Linked DNA regions of Homo sapiens: all the other regions are linked to region 3. A link is an interaction called in ENCODE POLR2A ChIA-PET data of the cell type or tissue named here. Cell type or tissue: Panc1. All regions are shown on one strand.

Region 1 (2,500 bases), 610 kb after region 3:
AGAATGGCTCTGAGCTCTCCCTGCTGAAATGCTGACAGCAATCAGTTTCTCTCACCTCTTCCCCCTTCCAGCCATGCATGGATTCCCTGAAGCTGCCTTCTCTGTTCAGGCCAGGGGATAGACACTGAGGAAGAAGAGGCCCTCAGACTGGGAATCAGTAGAGCTGACTTTGAATCCTGGCTCTGCTGTATGGCCCTAGGCAAGTTTTGGTCCTCAGCTTCCCCTTCTATAATGTAAAATATCAGGCTAGATGACCACTAAGGGACCTCCCATTCTGACATGTTAAGGAAGTCCAAAAGTTCAGAGGAAGGAGAAATCAGGATGAATAAAGGCGGATTGCCATTAGGCGGTTAGGAAATAAAAACACTAATAGCTAATATTTAAGCTTATCATATGCCAGGCACAGTACTCAGTGCTCTTAGATGAATTATTTCATGCATCTCTCTTAAGAACTGTATAAGACTGATATACTATTCTGCAAAAGAAGAAATGAGGCTCCTAGTGGGTTAAGACAACTGCTAATAAATGGCACAAGTAGAGTTCAAATATAAGTAATGTCTCCCGTGAGGATGTGGAGGAGATGAGACCTATACTGGATCTTAAAAGAGGGCAAAATTTGGGTATACACAAGGAAACTGTCACAGGACCACTCTTTTGATACGGAATTATCCAGCCCTACCTCATCCATTTTGACATCTCTGGTCTTGCTGCTGATGTTGTAGGGACAGGACTGAGCCAGTCTCATAAAAGCTATTTGATACTTACTTAGGGAATGAATGAACTTGACTCTGTGAGTTTCCTGGTTCATCAATTCTGTTGAAAGTTCCCCAAGAATAGAAACTCTTCATGCCATTAGGACCTAGCCCAGGATTTGGCAGATTTCTGGACCCCATCATAGAGCTAAGAAATCAGACTCTCTAACGAGGGGATCCCTAAAGGCAGCAGTTTAATTAAACTCCCTGATACTCCCCGATACTCCCCGTAGAGTTTGAGAAGCCAAAACTCTCAGCTGGATCTTCCAAATCCAAAGTGAGAATTATCTGCTCACATATAGGCAGCTAGGTAGAACTCACTGTCAGGAACTCACTGGTAGATACTGAGGATGCGTTTACTTCTCTGAGTCACCCAAGCATCAAATCTATGATTTTTGCAAAGTCCCACTCAAGCCAATGAAGTTACCTGCTTATCTGAACTTTGAAGACAGGCAGTTAGAAGAGGTCATAGAATCATAGTTTTTCAGATGTCTACTGGCTCAACAGCCTACCCAGAACCAGCACATCCTCCCCCAACCATTGGCAAGTGGTCAGCCAAGTTTTGCCACCCTATTTCAATGATGGGGAGCTCACTACCTTACAGGTAGCCCATTGCATTCTCAGTCGGCTCTCATTTAAAGCTCAGATCTGCCTTCTTCTCCTTTGGATGGGTGCCTATCAATGGCTGACAAATTCTTCCAAGGCCCTTCATGATCTAGCTTCTACTTACCATCCCTTCCCGCTCTAACCACCCCTAAGCATTCCTCAAATGTGCCAGCTCCTTTCTGCTTCTTCTTCTTTTTATTTTTTTTTTTTTTGAGACAGAGTCTCACCCTGTCGCCCAGGCTGGAGTGCAATGGTACAATCTCGGCTTACTGCAACCTCCGCCTCCCAGGTTCAAGCAATTCTCCTACCTCAACCTCCTGAGCAGCTGGGATTACAGGTGCGTGCCACAACTCCCAGCTAATGTTTTGTATCTTTAGTAGAGACAGGGTTTCACCATGTTAGCCGGGCTGGTCTTGAACTCCTGAACTCGTGATCCACCCGCCTCGACCTCCCAAAGTGCTGGGGTTACAGGCGTGAGCCACCGTGCCTGGTCTTCCTTTTTGCTTCTTTTGGCTTCCTTGCATATTCCTTGGCCCCTGGCTGCAGCACCTCCCCTCCACTGTGCCTTTCACCTGGCCAATGCCTGCTTATTTTCTCTGTCTCAACTTAAGTGTGCCTCTTCTGGGAAGTTTCCCTGACCTTCCCCACTCCTGCACTCCCCTCCAGACCACAGCAGGCCCCTTGTTCTGCATTTTCAAGCCCTGCCTTTCTCTCTCTCTGCAACTAGTTGTAATAAAATGATTATTGGTGCAGTTAATTTAGCATCTGATGAGAAAAATGGTTTTCAGCCAGGGATGATTTTGGCCCCCACAGGGCAACTGGCAATATCTGAAGACATTTTTCATTGTCACAACTGAGGAGGGAGTATACTACTGACATTTATTGGACAGAAGGCAGGGATGCTGCCAAGCAGCCTACCATGCACAGGACAGATCCCCATAACAAAAAATGACCCAACCCAACACATCAACAGTGTTCTCAACATGTCCATAGAGAAAACTCGTTTTGGAGTATAAGCCCCATGTGGTCAGGGACTATTTCTTCTTTGATTGTCACAATTTCACCAGTGCCTAGCAAACAGCAGGCAATCCATGAATGCTTGTGGAGGGAAGAAGAGAAGGAGAAGGAAGTGGGTCATAGAA
Region 2 (2,500 bases), 210 kb after region 3:
AGAAAGAAAGAAAGAAAGTCAATAGGCAGGCCACAGACTGGGAGAGAGTATTTGCAAACATGTCTCTGACAAAGGACTAATACCTAAGATGTATACCTTCTATAACTAGTTAATACAAAAAAAGACACCCAATAGAAATGACCAAAATATTTGGACAGACATGTCACAAAAGAAGAAATATAGGCTGGGCGCAGTGACTCACACCTGTAATCCCAGCACTTTGGAAGGCTGAGGTGGGAGGATCACTTGAGGCCAGGAGTTCAAGGCTGCAGTGAGCTATGATCACACCACTGCACTCCGGCCTGGGTGACAAAGTAAGACCCCATTTCTAAAAATAAAAATAAAAACAGATTTTTCATCCTTAAGTTTCTCAATGTTAAAAAAAAAAAGATATGTAAATGGCCATAAGTAGTTGAAAAGGTGTCCAACTTATTTGTCACAATGGGAATGCAAAATAAAACCGCAATTAAATACCATTACACATCCACCAGAATGGCTAAAATTCAGAAAACCATTTACATCAAAGGGTGGCAACACTGTGGAGCAACTGGAACTCTCCTACATTGTGGTAGGAATGTAAAGGGAAAAAGTCTGACAGTTCTTTTTAAAACCAGACATGTTTAGTAATTCTGCTCCTAAGTATTTATGTATTTTTTATTTTTTTGAGACAGAGCTTTGATCTGTCACCAAGGCTGGAGTGCAGTAACGCCATCTCGGCTCACCGCAACCTCCGCCTCCCAGGTTCAAGTGATTCTCCTCCCTCAGCCTCCCGAGTAGCTGGAATTACAGGCACCTGCCACCACGCTCGGCTAATTTTTGTATTTTTAGTAGAGATGGGGTTTCACCATGTTGCCCAGGCTGGTCTCGAACTCCTGACATCAGGTGATCCACCCACCTCGGCCTCCCTAAGTGCTGGGATTACAGGAGTGAGCCACTGCGCCCGGCCTTAAGTATTTATTCAAGAGAAATGAAAACATATATTCACAAACAATTTGTACAAGAATATTCATAGTAGCTTTTCAGTAGCAAAAGAAAACCCAAACAAACTGGAAACAGCCTTGGTGTCCATCAATGGGAGGATGGATAAGTGATGGCATAGTCATACAGTAGAATTCTATCCTGCAATAAATAGGAACTGTATACAACATTATGGATGATTCTCAAACACATCCTGCTAGAAAGAAGCCAAATATAAAAGAGTTCACACTGCGTGATTCTATTTATATGAAGTTCTAAAGGAAGCAAAACTAATCTGTGGTAATAAAAATCAGAATAGTAGATGCCTCTGGAGATTGGTGGGAGTGGGTATTGGCTAGGAAGAGCAGGAGGAAATTTTCTGGAGTGATGGTAATGTCCTATATCTTGACAGGGGTTTGAGTCACATGGATGTATACATTTGTCAAAACTCTTGAATGACATACTCATGCATTTTAGTCTATGTAACTTTGACCTTAAAAATCCACAAAAAATATTGAACTCTTTCATCCGGACAGATGGAAAAAAGAATTGAACTCTAGTTAATTAAACATGGACCCCAACTTAGGATGGTTCAATTTATGATTTTTCAACTCTAGGATGTTGTGAAAGCAATACAACCATTCTGTTTTTCACTTTCAGGAGACTAGTCAATAAATTACATGAGATATTCCACACTTTATTATAAAATAGGCTTTGTGTTAGGTGATTTTGCTCAATAGGCTAAGCTAAGCTGTGATGTTCAGTAGGTGTATTAAATACATTTTTCACTTAATGATATTTTCAACTTATCGGGATATAACTCTACCATAAATTGAGAAGCATCTGTATATAAATGCTGAAATGTTTAAAGGTGAAGTCTGTTGATGTCTTCAGTTTACTCTGAAATGCATAAAAACAGACTGATGGGGCTGGGCACGGTGACTCATGCCTATAATCTCAGCGCATTCAGAAGCTGAGGTGAGCAGATCTCTTGAGGTCAGGGGTTTGAGACCAGCCTGGCCAATATGGTGAAACCCCGTATTGTAAAAAATACAAAATTTGTATTGTAAAAAAATACAAAAATTAGCCGGGTGTGGTAGCACACGCCTGTAATTCCAGCTACTCAGGAGGCAGAGGCAGGAGAACTGCTTGAACCTGGGAGGCGGAGGTTGCAGTGAGCCAAGATAGCACCACTGCACTCCAGCCTGAGTGACAGAGTGAGATTCTATCTCCAAAAAAAAAAGATTGATGGATGCATAAAGAAATGGATAGATATGTGATAAAGCCAATATGGCAAAGTGTTAATTGTAGAATCAGTTGGTGGGTATACGGTGGTTCACAGTAAAATTATTCTAACTTTTCTGTACATCAGAAAATTTTTACAGTAAAATGTTAGGGGCAAAAAAAAAAAAAAAGACTACAGAATCTCTGAGAAGAGTAACATTTTCTAATCTTAGAAGTGATCTTGGCTGGGTGCGGTGGCTCACACCTGTAATCCCAGCACTTTGGGAGGCCGAGATGGGTGGATCACAAGGTCAGGCAT
Region 3 (2,500 bases):
CTACGAGGGTGATAAAGAGGGAGATGTGAAGTGTATACAGGAAGCCTGGTTTGGATTAGGGTCTGAGGAAAAGCCCAGGAGGAAATTAAGTTTAATTGGAGACTTATAGCTGGGGATGGTGGCATGTACCTGTGGTCCCAGATACTAGAGATGCTGAGATGGGAGGATTGCTTGAGTGCAAGAGTTTGAGGCTGCAGCAAGCTGTGATCTTGCTCACCGTACTTCAGCCCAGATGACACAGCGAGAGCCTGACACATTTAAAAAAAAAAAAAAAAAAAAAAAAGGCTGGTAATCCCAGCACTTTAGGAGGCCGAGGCAGGCAGAGACAGGCAGATTGCTTGAGCTCAGGAGTTCAAGACCAGCCTGGGCAACATGGTGAAACTCTGTCTCTATAAAAAATTAAAAATTAGCTGGGCTTGGTGGCATATGCCTGAAGTCCGAGCTACTTGGGAGGCTGAGGTGGGAGGATTGCTTGAGCCTGGAAGGTCAAGGCTGCAGGGAGCCGTGATCACACCACTGCACTCCAGCCTGCAGGAAAAAAAGAAAAAAGAAAAAAAGAAAAAAAAAAATCTCAGACCTAAAGGATCACAATGAATCATTCATCTAACATTTAAACAGTCAACCCTCTATACCCACAGATTCTGAATCTGTGGATTCGACCGACCATGGATCGAAAACATATTTTAAAAAATTGTCTGTATTGAACATGTGCAGACTTTTTTTGGGTCATTATTCTCTAAAAAATATAGCAATTCTTTGCATACAATTTACATTGTATTAGGTATTACAAGTAATCTAGAGATGATTTAAAGTATATGGGAGGATGTACATAGGTTATATGCAAATATTAAGCCATTTTATATCAGGGATATCCACACATTTTGATATCCATGAAATGTCCTGGAATCATTCCCCCATGGATACTGAGGGACAACTGTAACTGTACAGTGCTTGTCCTATAACAGATAACACACTAAGGGCTTTACATATTTAACTTATGTAATTCTCACAACAGCCCTGGGAGGTATGTTGTACTATTATTATCTACACTTTAGAGAGGAGGGCTGACCACAGAAAGTTTGAAAAACTGGCCCAAAGTCACATAGTTTATATGTGGCAGAGTCAGGATTCAAACCCAGGAAGCCTGGCTTGAGTCCATACTTTATTTTATTTATTTTTTTATTTTAAACTCTAATTTCATGGCATATTATGGCATCCCTACTCTAAATGGGAAATTAGGTAAAGGGGAAGGTGGAGTATACTGCGGAGGGCGGTGGAGCCAATAAGGCAGACAAGGCAAATAATTTATCCTGGGAACTATGGGCCATTCTGGTGGTTTTAATTAGGAAATGGTCATGATGAGGTTGCAATAGAGTCAGAGAGAGGGAGAGACACAGTGAGGAGGCTGTAAACATGGTCACGGCAGAGACCTGTGCAGCTTGGACTAGGGTGGTCGTGATAAAGAAGAGGGCCAGGTGCAGTGACTCACACCTGTAATCCCAGCACTTTGGGAGGCCGAGGCGGATGGATCACAAGATAAGGAGTTCAAGACCAGCCTGGCTAAGATGGTGAAACCCCATCTCTACTAAAGATACAAAAAAATTAGCCGGGCATGGTGGCAGGTGCCTGTAGTCCCAGCTACTCGGGAGGCTGAAGCAGAGAATTGCTTGAACTCGGGAGGTGGAGGTTGCAGTGAACCAAGATCGCGGCTCTGCACTCCAGCCTGGGCAACAGAGCAAGACTTCATCTCAAAAAGAAAAAAAAAAAAAAGAAAGAAAAGTGGGGTTGGGTTAGAGAAAAAAACTGGACATAGGACCTATGGGACTGGCTCATGGATGGGATGTAGGGACGAGTGGAGCATCAGGTTTTAGGACTGAACATGTGAATTGGACACACAGGAGGAAGAGAAGAAGCAGGTTGGTGAGTTCAGCCTTTGACTTGTTGGGTTGGAGCTGACTTTGGGACAGCCATCGAGGGTGTGAAGTGGGTAGTGGGAGCCACCTGGGGTTGAGGATGGAGTCTAGGCAGGGGGGCCCCTCAGCACAAAGATGGTCCTGTGGAGAGGGAGGAGCCAGGCTCTTAAGAGCAGTCTTCCTCAGAACCTCCCAGGGCGTGGTTAGAAATGTAGGTCCCATGCTTCACCTGGACCCACGGCAGCCACCTCCCTGGGTGGGCCCGGGCCTCGCCTCCTTATAGGTTCTCCGGGTGACAATGAGTTGGAAGGATTTGGGCCCAGCTCAGTGAAGAGCAACTCGGAAGACCTGAGAAGATGAGCAAGGGCTGCCAGAGACATGGAGTCGCCCCAACTCACAGGCTGCCTCCAAATGCTATGGATCTGCCACTCCCCTAGTGAGCCAGCGAGCTCAGCTCCCTGACCTGACTGGCCTGTTGGCTTCTGGCCCTTCCCTTCCCCTCCACATTCCCACAGGTTACTCTTATCACCTCTTTCACCTGTCTGCTCATTCGGCCAGGCCCTCAGGATAAGGTCTAGTCCGTGGAC

Evidence for each region. ChIA-PET counts read pairs that join two places held together with the same protein. Peaks named below come from ENCODE experiments on the same cell type or tissue, not always from the same donor. Only the 100,000 strongest peaks of a DNase experiment are listed, where the experiment ranks them.
Region 1: POLR2A ChIA-PET joins it to region 3 with 5 read pairs; 2 of 35 experiments call an interaction of 5 or more read pairs at or near these places.
Region 2: POLR2A ChIA-PET joins it to region 3 with 6 read pairs; 4 of 35 experiments call an interaction of 5 or more read pairs at or near these places.

What each region holds. Positions count from the first base shown.
Region 1 is chr5:151,089,644-151,092,143 of GRCh38, forward strand. No RefSeq gene overlaps it. Among named protein-coding and RNA genes, the nearest start is that of TNIP1, 9.9 kb to the left of the region's middle. In Panc1, no CTCF peak of the experiment used is centred here; no DNase peak of the experiment used is centred here.
Region 2 is chr5:150,685,499-150,687,998 of GRCh38, forward strand. No RefSeq gene overlaps it. Among named protein-coding and RNA genes, the nearest start is that of MYOZ3-AS1, 14 kb to the left of the region's middle. In Panc1, no CTCF peak of the experiment used is centred here; no DNase peak of the experiment used is centred here.
Region 3 is chr5:150,479,669-150,482,168 of GRCh38, forward strand. All of the region lies in intron 2 of NDST1-AS1 (NDST1 antisense RNA 1), which reads right to left. Among named protein-coding and RNA genes, the nearest start is that of NDST1-AS1, 5.1 kb to the right of the region's middle. In Panc1, no CTCF peak of the experiment used is centred here; no DNase peak of the experiment used is centred here; H3K27ac peaks cover 392 bases.